Linked DNA regions of Homo sapiens: region 1 is linked to region 2. Evidence: chromatin contacts called from ENCODE Hi-C data. All regions are on one chromosome and are shown on one strand. Each heading gives the region's core, a stretch centred on a gene start or an enhancer-like site at or near the end of the contact. The rest is flanking DNA. Distances are from core to core; before and after follow the strand shown.

Region 1 (5,424 bases), core at 573-3,072, 910 kb after region 2:
GCACAAACCGCACACCGCCCGGCACAACGCACACCGCCCGGCACAAACACACACCGCCTGGCACAACGCACACCGCCCAGCACGCACACTGTTTCAGCTGGGTGCCTCCTGCTGCAGGAAGGAAGGAAGGCCTAGAGCTCGGGACATCTCCCAGCCCCTCCTGAATGCTCCTATTCCCAGCTCCTGACCCCACATAAACCATTGCGAATTCGATTTCCTGGCGCAGGCCACAAAACCTGACCTGAAATTTTCTATCAAAATGTCAACACTCCATCACTGTATAAACAATCTATAAACTGCCATTTTACAAACACAGGATACAGAATAATCAGTGTCCTCGACTTATGCTCCACCCTCCGAGGGGAAGTTTTGCTTCCCCCATGAATCTCTGGCTGCCTGAGGGTGACGGCAGAGATCCCCTCCGGCGTTTTCCTTGGAGGAAGTGAACAGAGGTGGACATACCCTAAAGGCGATGGACCAACTCGCCCATCAGCAAGCTCTATTCTTTCCCTTCGAAAAGTCCAGCAGCAAAGAAAAAGATGCACGTTTCTCTCTGAATCACATTTGTGCACTCAAGAACTCCTACAGGATGTGCTCCAGACCACACAAATGGGAATGAAGAGAAGCACCAACCACAGAGCAGTGGGGTCCCCAACGCCACACGCCCCGACCCCAGAACATGACCACCCGTCAGAGCCGGGTACTGCAGGGCCCCGAGAAAATGTCCTGGGTGTGTCCCTCGGGTGGTTCTCTCCCAGGTGGGGGCAGGAGGGCAGGGCCCTGTGTGTGTCCTGGGCTCAGTGGGCCAGTCAGTTACTGTTACTGAACCCTAAGACATACTTGCAAATTTTCTTCAGTTCCTTCATTTTCTCAGGATTTAGTCGGGGTTCTCCTGAAGTTGTGAGCTCTTCTACCAACTTCGAAAGTTTCTGATCCATATCTAGAAATAAGTAAGGCAGAGATGCTATATCACCATCTGTATTTTATAGCTCTCGGTGTTATTAACGTGTTTACTGGGTTCCACTATAAACCGAAAGCTCCGGGAGGACCCTGAGGCTGGGGTCCATCTGTGGGTGCCTCTCTGGGAAATATGTGTGTCCAGCAAGGCCTTTACGGCGGTGATTGCAGTTTTAAAAGTGAACCTTAAACTCGGGACCTCTACAATCCCGTGTGTGGGACGCTGCATTGAGGGTCGTGCGTTAAAGGAACCAGTGGCGCTGTCCGAATCAGCTTTTCCCCAACGTGACTGTTGCTGTTTCCCTTATTCACTCAGATTCCGCAGGGCAGCCTCCAGCAAGGCTGCAGAGGCCAAGAGGAGCCAAGAAATTCTGAGACCAATGAAAAGTCGCGTCCGGAGAGCAGGGGCGGCCCTAACGGAGGCAGCCTGCCCGGATACCCAGGGCCGAGCACCGCGGCGTGCCTGGTGGGATGAGGCGAGGGCCTGCCGCACCGCCAGGGAAAGGCCGAAGGACCCGGAAGGAAGCGCCAGGCGAGGCCGGGGCGGAGGCTGGGAAGCTGCGCCCTACTCGGGGAAAGAAGGGGCCCGGCAGGGCCACGCGAGGCTTGGACCGCGGGGTCGCTCTCGCACAGCGGCTGCACCGGGCGGGCGCGCCGGCTTCGACGGTGCTCGGGGGGCTGCGGCCTGTCACTCGGCCCAGGGCCCGCCCTCCGGCCCCGCCGCCGGCGCTCTCGGGCACACGGGACACGCCCTGGCCGCAGGTCTCTGCCCGGCGCCCGCAGAGCCCCGGGGACCGAACCGGCGCGACCCCCGCCCGGCAGCGTAACCACAGCCCCACCTACCGCTGACGCGGCCGCTCGCCTCGCCCCGCCCCTTCCGGCGGGGGGACCGCCCCTCTTGTCAGGTGCCCAAGACCTCTACCGCCATTGGCTGGCCCTGGGCCGGACGCATCAGGACCTGGGGTCACCACAGCGACGACTGCACCTACCGCTCGACGCGGCCTTTCTCGCCGTTGCCCCACCCTTTCCGGTCAAGGCCCCGCCCCCTAGCACGTGCCCTGAGCTCGACAGCCAATGGCTCACCCCAGCCCAGGAGGCGCAGGCGCAAAGACGCGGCCGAGGTCTGCGCGGTGACGTAGGCGCGCTCCCGGCGAGGGCGAGGCAGGCTGCCGGGGGTGGGGAGGGGGACGCACGAGAAAAAAGAGGCGGGAGGGCGCAGAAAGTCCTTAAAGGGGCCGCATGTACGGGCGCCGGGGGCGGGGCCGGCCGGGAAACTGAGGCCGAAAGGAAGTTCCGGTCTGGGCCTCAACGCCACGCCCGCCCGCGGGCTCGCAGCCAGGTCCCTTCACCTGCAGAGGGCCGGTGAGGACCGCCCAGACGGGCGGGCGCGGGCCCCCGCCCCCGAGCTCGCCCCGCGCAGGGCGCCCTGAACCCCGCGGCGCCTCCCCGCTCCGGCCTCGGGAAGGGAATCCCTGGGCGGGCTTGGGGGTCTTCGGGGCCCACCTCGGCGCCAGACGCACAGCAGGTACCCCTGGGCCCGGGCTGGCCCTGGGCGGAATGAGAAGCAGAGGCGCCGTCCGTCCTGCCGCCGAAGTCCGCAGCCTCGAACGCAGGGGAGTGCGAGGTCGGCTGCGGACGGACGGACCTGGAGACCGCGCTTGGGAAACCGTGGCTTCGGAGGAGCGTGGTGTGGACCCCACTCGCGGGGCGCCCGGCACAGGCCACGCAGAGCAGACGCCCGACTGGGCTCCCGGGGCTGGGTGCAGGGCGGGGGCCGCCGGCGGCGGGCCGGGGTTTCTTTTTCGGGGGGATGGGCGTGCCCTTGCATTACGGTGGTGGTAGCTCACAACTCTGTTAATCGTGTTTTTACAGGGTGGGTTTCAGGATGTGTGAGTTATATCTCAGTAAAGCAATTATTTTAAAAAGGAAAAGAAGAGGGACTCCCTGCGCCGCCCCTCTCTGCAGCACCAGCTTCTGTCCCTGGGCGTCAGTGGCTCCCAGCTCCTAGCTTGCAGCCAGCCCCGAGCCGCTCCTCCGCCTCACCCCTTCCTCACCCTGCCTCTTGCTTCACTGAGCAAGCTGCAGCCAGACCCTCCCTCAGCGCCCCTTGCCCTGTGCATCCAATCCCCGGCCTGTGGCTTCCTCCAAGGCACCCATCCAGCAGTTTCCCTCTGTCTTCTACAGCGTGGTTTTTTTTGTTGTTACTAGTTCTCATTAGTATAAAAGGGTGCCGTTTCTCCCATACTAACAAAACCCTCTCTTTATCCAACTTTTCTTACCAATTGCTAAGTCCAGTCTCCTTTACACTGCCCCGGGGTGTCCTCTCAGCCCTCAGGCTCAACAGCACAGCCAAGCTGCCCGTCCACTGCCCTCTGTATCCGCTGATGGCCCTGCAGCCTTTTTTTTTTTTTTTTTTTTTTTTTTTTTTGAGACAAAGTCTCGCTTTGTCACCCAGGCTGGAGTGCAGTGGCACGATCGCGGTTCACTGCAGCCTCCGCCTCCCGGGTTCAAACGATTCTCCTGCCTCAGCCTCCCGAGTAGCTGGGATGACAGTCACCCGCCACCACGCCCAGCTCATTTTTGAATTTTTAGTAGAGACGGGGTTTCACCATGTTGGTCAGGCTGGTCTCGAACTCCTGACTTCAGGTGATCCGCCCGCCTCGGCCTCCCAAAGTGCTGGGATTACAGGCGTGAGCCACCGTGCCTGGGCCACCGTGCCTGGGCCTGCCCTGCATCCTTCTGTTCGCTTGGACCAATTATCTGACTCACTTGGGCTTCTCTCTTCCTCTCACTCCATGCCCATTTGGTTTGCAAATCCTGACAGCCCTACCTTCAGAACACATCCAGATCTGAGCACGTCCCACTGCCTCATTGCCACTGCCAATTCCTGGCCACCCCTGCAGCAGGTCACTGCCGTCACCTTGTCTTTCCCTTGCACCCTGGTACCCCTAGACCATCATGCAGCAACCAGAGGGACCTTTGAAAGTCTAAGGTCGGATCACAGGATTCCTCTACACAAAATCCTCCGACGGCTCCCATCCCAGGGCAAGGCAAAACCTGTCGTGGCCTGTGTTTGCTGCCCCCTGCATCCCACCGGTTGACTTCTCCAGCCTGCTCTTGCTGCCACACGGCCTCTGGGGAGCGGATCCCTCTGCCGGGAAGCTTCTGCCAGTATCCACAGAGTTCCTTGCCTCCTTCCAGCCACTGCTCATGTCTCACCCTGAGCAAATACTTCTGCACCCGCTCACCTCCCTGGCTCAACACCCCCCATCCGTTTTCTAAACCTGCCGTGCTTGTTCCCAGGGCACTTCTGGCCCTTGTGTCACACAGACTTACTGTCTTACTAGGTGATTCGCTTTTTTCTCTTCACTCCTAAAACATACAGTCCCTGAAAATAGGGATCTTTGTTTCATGAAGCCAGACAAAAAGCAGGTGCTCAATATTTGTTGAATGCTGGATAAGATTAGAAAGCCAAGATAAATCATGATGAGAGTTAGACGATATTCTTGTTTGTTTTTGTTTGAGACAGAGTCTTGCTCTGTCGCCCAGGCTGGAGTGCAGTGGTGTGATCTCGGCTCACTGCAACCTCTGCCTCCCAGGTTCAAATGATTCTCGTGTCTTGGCCTCCCAAATAGCTGGGATTACAGGCGCCCACCACCACGCCCAGCTAATTTTTGTATTTTTAGTAGAAACAGGGTTTCACCATATTGGCCAGGCTGGTCTCGAACTCCTGGCCTCAAGTGATCTGCCCACCTCAGCCTCCGAAAGTGTTGGGATTACAGGCATGAGCCACTGCACCAAGCCAAGAATTAGAAGATACTTCTAAAAGATATTTTAAAAGAACCAATGGAAACTTAGAGATGATAAAACCCAAGCAGGATAAACAAAGAAAACCACCCAAGGCACATCTTAAATTGCAGAAAACTAGTGACAAATCTTAGAAGCAGTCAGATTAAACAAGGCGTATGACATACAGGCACAAAGAAGCCAAGGATTTCTTGTCCCCTCCTCCCCCTCCACCCAAAAAAAAAAGCCAGAAGAAAATGGAACATCTTTAAGGTGGTAAAAGAAAAAATACTGTCAATCTAGAACTGTATATGCAGCAATATAGCCTTTAAAAACTGAGGTGATGTAAAAGCATTTTCAGACAAAAGCTGCATGAATTATGACCAGCAGATTTGCAGTCCAGGAACTGTTATAGGATGCTCTTCAGATGAAAGGAAAATGATACCAGAGGCAAACTTTATAAAAGGAATGAAAAGTTCTATAAATACTTTTTTTTTTTGAGACGGAGTTTCACTCTTGTCACCCAGGCTGGAGTGCAATGGTGCGATCTTGGCTCACTGCAACCTCTGCCCTCTGGGTTCAAGCGATTTTCCTGCCTCAGCCTCCCGAGTAGCTGGGATTACAGGCACGTGCCACCACGCCTGGCTAATTTGTGTATTTTTAGTGGAGACAGGGTTTCAC
Region 2 (5,467 bases), core at 393-2,892:
TGAGCCGTGTGTGGCAGCACTAATCTCCATTCTGCTGAGATTTCTGGGAGACCCCAGCAAATCCCTGAGCGTCTAGTCCCATGTCCTGATCTGCAAGCCGGGCATGCAAAACACAGGGAGATGCACACGAAGCTTTCACAGGAGTCCTGGTGCTGAGGTTTTGCATTTTTTGTTCAGTTTCATTGCCAGCAGCAGCCCCTGTGTCCCACTGAGTACTTCTGGAGGGGTCCAGCCACCTTATGCCTCCACACTCTCCAGCCTGCGGGGCCTGGCCCTTGGCACATCCAGGCCACCAACCTCAAAAATCAAATCAGTGAGATGGGTCGGGCGAGGTGGCTCACACCTGTAATCCCAGAACTTTGGGAGGCCGAGGCGGGCGGATCACGAGGTCAGGAGATCCAGACCATCCATGGTGAAACCCCATCTCTACTAAAAATACAAAAATTAGCTGGGCGTGGTGGCACGCGCCTGTAGTCCCAGCTACTTGGGAGGCTGAGGCAGGGGAATCGCTTGAACCCGGGAGGCGGAGGTTGCAGTGAACTGACATCACGCCACTGCATTCCAGCCTGGGCAACAGAGCCGTCTCAAAAAAAAAAAAAAAAAAAATCTGCGAGAGGGTGGGGGGTGCCGAGGCCAGTCTGGGCCAGCCTTAGGGTCAGGGGTCACTAGGGAGACCCGCCAGCTGGGATTTGATGAAGGGTTCACTCCCGTCCCCACTTAGGGCGTCCTCGGCCAGAGGTGGCCAGCGCCTGCCTCTAGGAACGTCCCTGCCCCTCAGGCCAGACACAGAGCATGCAGCCCCCCACTCCGGGGAGCCTCTCGACTCTGGCCGCACGTCTGTGTCCCTTCCCCAGACCTGGGCCCTCCCTCAGCTCCGGCGTCCACTGGGCGATCTGAGGAGCCCGCCCGCTCTGGGCCTGTTTCCCCACTGACACCCTCAGAGACGCCTGGCTCTTAGGATCAGAGCGTCTGCGTCCCTCTCCGAGGTCCCGGCCCTTCCCGGGGCCACTCTGCGCCCGGCGGGGAGGGGAGTCGTTCACGGCCCCACGCAAGACCCCCGGGCAGAGCGCGAGGCCTCGTCCCCCCACGCAGCCACTGCTTTCGTCGCGCTCAGACCCGGCGGCCCGGCCCGGCCCGGCGCACGCCCCGGAGCGCCCTGCTTCGCTCTCGTAGCGGAGACGCTCCTGCGTCCTAACGGGCCCCCAGGACGGCGGGCGGTCCCCGCGCGCTGCGCTTCCTCTCGGCAACGCGTCCGGCTGCGGCGCCCTCATTGGCCGCGCGCCCCGCCACCGGCCATTGGCTCGCAGTGCCTGTTTTACATAGGCCGCTCTGGCCAATCGGCGCGCGGCGCCTACTTAACATGCACGGCGGCCGCCAGTCAGCTAGCGCGGGGGCCGGGCCACCACGTGCTGTTGCTAAGCTCGGGCTTCTAAATTGTTACTAGCGCGGCCGGCCTATCCCAGCCCAGCTCTGCATCTGTCAACATTCTCGGCCCGGCCCGAGGCGCTCGACCCGTCCCCATTGGCCCCAGCCCGGCCCGGCGCCCGCCCCCGGGGCGCGAACGCCGCCTCCCATTGGCTCTGCGGGCCGCCGCTCTCCCTTATGTGTCAATTTGAGGGCCTGAGGCGGAGGGTGGCGGCCGAGCGCCGGAGTCCGCGGAGTCTGGAAGTGCGGCGGCCGGGCGCGCGGGGTGGGCGGCGAGCGGAGCCGGCCGGAGCGGGCCGGGCAGCGGCCGCCGCCGTCCCGGGGCGGACGGGCGCGGGCGGGAGGATGGAGCTGAACTCCCTGCTGATCCTGCTGGAGGCGGCCGAGTACCTGGAGCGCAGGGATCGAGGTAGCGCTCGCACCCCATTGTGCGCCCGCGGCGGTGGGCGGGCGGCGGGGCCGTGCCGGGCGGGGGCCGCTGACCGCGCCGTGTGTCCGCAGAGGCCGAGCACGGCTACGCCTCGGTGCTGCCCTTCGACGGCGACTTCGCCAGGGAGAAAACAAAGGCGGCCGGCCTGGTGCGCAAGGCCCCGAACAACAGGTACCGCCCCCCGCTCCCGACCCCGCCCGGCCCGGTCCGAACCCCCGCCCCCGCCCGGAGCGTGCTCTCCGGGCCCCGATTCCCGGCCCGCGGCCCTCAGCGCCGCCGCCGCGCGCCCCGGCGGCCAGCCTGGAGGAGGAGGCGCGCAGGCCGCGGCCGCAGCCCCGCCCGGCCGGCCCCGCCCTCGCCGTCGCCATCTTCCCGCGGCCGCGCCTCCCGGGCCGCTCGCGTAAACAGTGCCACGCGTACAGCGCCCGCCGCCGGGGTCCGCTCCCGCGCCCGCTCCCCGCCCCCGAGTTGTTCTGGACTTTTCCAGGCGGTAGAAAAGTTGTCAGCGGGCGCTGGCCGGTGCCCCGTGGGTCTGGGGAAACAGGCTCAGCCAGGGTCTGCGGGGGCTGCCGGCCCTAACCCCTTCTCTCCGCGGGTGGGTGGGCGGCCTCCTTTCGACTGGCTCTGCCAGCCGAACTCTGCTGCTCGGCCACCTTCCCCCGCCCCCAGGAGCCTAGACAGAGAAGCGAGTGGAGGCGCTGTCCTGGGCCCTCACTCCTCCCAGGGTGCCCACCGCTTCTGCCCAGCCTCCTGACACAGCGAAACTCCAGCCACCAGTATGGGGGTCCTCTTTTTTAAGACAGAGGCCTTTTAAGGGGGCGGGAGGAGGGGGCAGGCTGCAGGGCAGGGGCCCCATGAAGTCGTTACTACGGGTGCCAGCTGCGCCCTCCATACCTTGACCTCGTGTTCAGGCAGCAGAAGCCCTGAAGCTGGGGTGCGTACAGGTCCCCCGCGTGGGGAGTGGGGACCCTGGGCCGGGGCTCCCCGGGGATTTCCACCCTCCTGGCTGCTGTGAGGACCATAGCACACCTGGTCCTGTCTGGGCCCACCTTGGCCCAGCCCTTTTGTGTGAGCAGGCTGGGAGCTGCGTTTGTAGGGGGCTTCAGAGCCCCAGGGCATGGCTCATTCCTGTGGTCCACCTGTTCTAGGGAATCCGAAAGGCTGGTGTAGGGACCCATTTCTGTGGCATCCTGAGCCAGGCGAGGAATTGGTTGAGTCTCCAGCTGCCCTGGCTGGGACCCGTCCCTGAGTCCCAGCCCCTGGTCCCCTACTGGGGACAGTTTGGGGAAGGACAGGAGTGTGACGAGGGAACCATTGCCTCAGGCCTCCTCAGTGAGCAAGCCCGGCCCCCGCTGCCGCTTCTCTCCAAACCAAGTCCCTGACCCGTGGAGAACTCTGGGGCGTGAGCTGGGGCTCCCCCAGCATGGAGAATCCAAAGCTGACAACCAGCGTCCTGGCCAAGGCTGCCCGAACACTGCCTCTATGCTGAGCGTTTCACACATGCAGCCAGTTCATCTTCACCCCAGGCTCAGAGAGGTGATGTGATTTTTATCTCTATGGCCAAGGAAACTGAGGCAAGGAGAGGTTTGGTTACTTGCCTGCCACTCACCCATCTCTGATGACGCCTGTTCCTGAGATGGGGTCCCAGCTGTCCACATTCTGCTGGGACAGAGACCATGGGGGCACTGGTGAGGGAGACAGAGGGCTCCCCAACTCTGGTGCATCTCCCCTGGCTCCTCTGGGCCGAGCCCCGCTCCCCCGGGGCCTGAGGCAGCCCAGGGCTGGCGGCTTGGCCCCTTCCTCGGGTGGGCAGCACTGCCCTGGAGGTTTCCTCAGCCAGCCCAGACAAGTAGCTGGGCGGAGCAGGGGGCCAGAGGATCTCTGAGCCCCTGACTTGTCCCCACCTGTGAGGCTTCCATGCTCTGCCAAGGTGAGGGAGGGGACATGGCACAGTGAGGCTGGGGCAAGGGTAGGGAGTGGGGCCGGAGGACAGTGTCAGGGTTGAGGGAGGCGGCAGAGCACTGGGGCCAGCCTGCAGGGGGGTCCATTCTGTGGGAAGTGTGCTTGTCTCCTGGGGTCACGGGAATGCTGGGAACGCACTTGGCCTGGCCTCAGCGGGGACAGGTCCCACCTCTCCTGAGGGATAGAGTGCTCCTGGGACCCATGTTGCAAACATCCCCCTCGATGGACCCCAAGGGTCTCTGGGCCCAGGAGGAGCTGCAAGAGGGGCCCTGGCTGCTGGAGGAGGGCCCCCTGCCTCCAGGGTGGGGTCCAGCCCCGTGCCACCCTTCAAGGGGTAGGCAGGTAGGCTTTTATGTTGAAGGGCACCTGCTGACCCCGACCTCCCTCTTGACTACAGACCCACGTGGCCAGGCTGCAGTTTGGGCTGAGGACAGAGAGTACGGCTCATTCCTGCGGCCTGCCTATTCTGGGGAAGCAGAAACGCTGGCGTAGGGGCCTATCTCTGTGAGGCCAGTGAGGAGCATATGGCTGTGGCCTCTGCTGGCCCTGGTCGGCCCTGGCTGGCCCTGGCAGTGATTCGGAGGCTCCTTGTCCAGCCCATGTGACCAACAGGCCCTCCCGGACCCTGAGACCTGGGTCTGGAGGCTCTGCTGAGGCTACACAAGGAGGCCCAGGGCCTGTTGGTGCAGCGGGTGGGAGGGGCAGGCCCTTGGCCTGAGTGGTTGGGACAGGAGACGCCAGATCCCAAGTTCCTGAAGCAGGCAGTGGTCAGCAAGAAGCTTCAGGAAGGAGCCAGGTCCTGAGGGCAGGGAGAGGCCTCAGGGCTGGGTCTGGAGGTGCCCCGAGGCAGTCTGAGCTCTCTGCCCACCTGTGCAGCGGCATCCTGGGAGGCCCGGGAGCCCTGGCTGGCCTGTGGGGTCCTGCCTGGACACGGAAGGTGGCCTGGAGCTGGGAGCGAGGTCCCCCTGCCTCGTTATCCTCCAGGCAGATGCTGTGGCACACCCTGTGGTGCTGGGAATTGTGTGCCCGCGTCTGAATGGGCAAGACAGGTGAGCAGCAGGTGGGGCCACTGTCCCCAGAGAAGCTGAGCCCGGGCCTCCAGGGCAGCCCATCCTGCTAGCACAGCCCCTGAGGGAAGTGGGAGGGCTGGCCTCAGTGTCCCCCTGTGCCTACTGGCCTGGGAAGCATCCACATCTCAGAAGCCCCCTCATGGGCTGACCTGGCTGACGCTGCTGTGTCCCTGGTCCCCATTGGTAAGGTGGGCTGTGGTCACGCAGGTGTGTGAGCCCGAGAGAGTGGTGGTGTCAGGACAGGACCACCTGTGTCCTGAGGGCCTGGTCTCTGGGCTCCATCTCCACCTGCTGTTTGTCCCGGGTGCTAGGCTGCTTTGGCTCCAAGGACACAGCTGGCCTCAGGGATTGGGGAGCAGGGAAGGCAGGTGGCTGGTGGGGGTCAGCGCCAGGACCTGTTGCTGCTCCCTGGGCCTCCCCCATCCCTCTGGAAGGGGGCCTAGGTCCTCCTGTCAGCCAGATTCACCACGGGCCTTGCTAGGTGGGCTGGTGGCCCTGGGCGCCCTGGACCTGCCTGCAGCTCTGGGCCTCCCTGTAAGCAAGGCTGGCCCCTGCTGCTGCTTCTCACCAAACCAAGTCC

What was found. A loop is a pair of places that touch in the nucleus more often than their neighbours do. Pooled maps may share reads with other maps.
Region 1: a loop to region 2 is called in a map of naive thymus-derived CD4-positive, alpha-beta T cell, with 26 times the contacts of the local background. The contact joins the promoter of UVSSA here to the promoter of MXD4 in region 2. A Hi-C loop is called at or near these places in 1 of 168 maps with a recorded cell type or tissue (naive thymus-derived CD4-positive, alpha-beta T cell), 3 of 37 single-sample maps with no recorded cell type and 12 of 50 pooled maps.

The regions. Positions count from the first base shown.
Region 1 is chr4:1,343,606-1,349,029 of GRCh38, reverse strand. UVSSA (UV stimulated scaffold protein A) reads right to left here and starts at 1,822. Exons shown (of 14, transcript NM_020894.4): 1 at 1,270-1,822; 2 at 841-940. The coding sequence starts at 938. RefSeq lists enhancers at 1,134-1,213, 3,059-3,581, 3,582-4,105 and silencers at 1,444-1,883, 2,124-2,453, 2,674-2,763.
Region 2 is chr4:2,258,284-2,263,750 of GRCh38, reverse strand. MXD4 (MAX dimerization protein 4) reads left to right here and starts at 1,642. Exons shown (of 6, transcript NM_006454.3): 1 at 1,642-1,834; 2 at 1,927-2,026. The coding sequence starts at 1,771. RefSeq lists enhancers at 1-629, 630-1,291, 2,523-3,115 and silencers at 923-1,762, 1,813-1,872, 1,963-2,352, 2,363-2,422.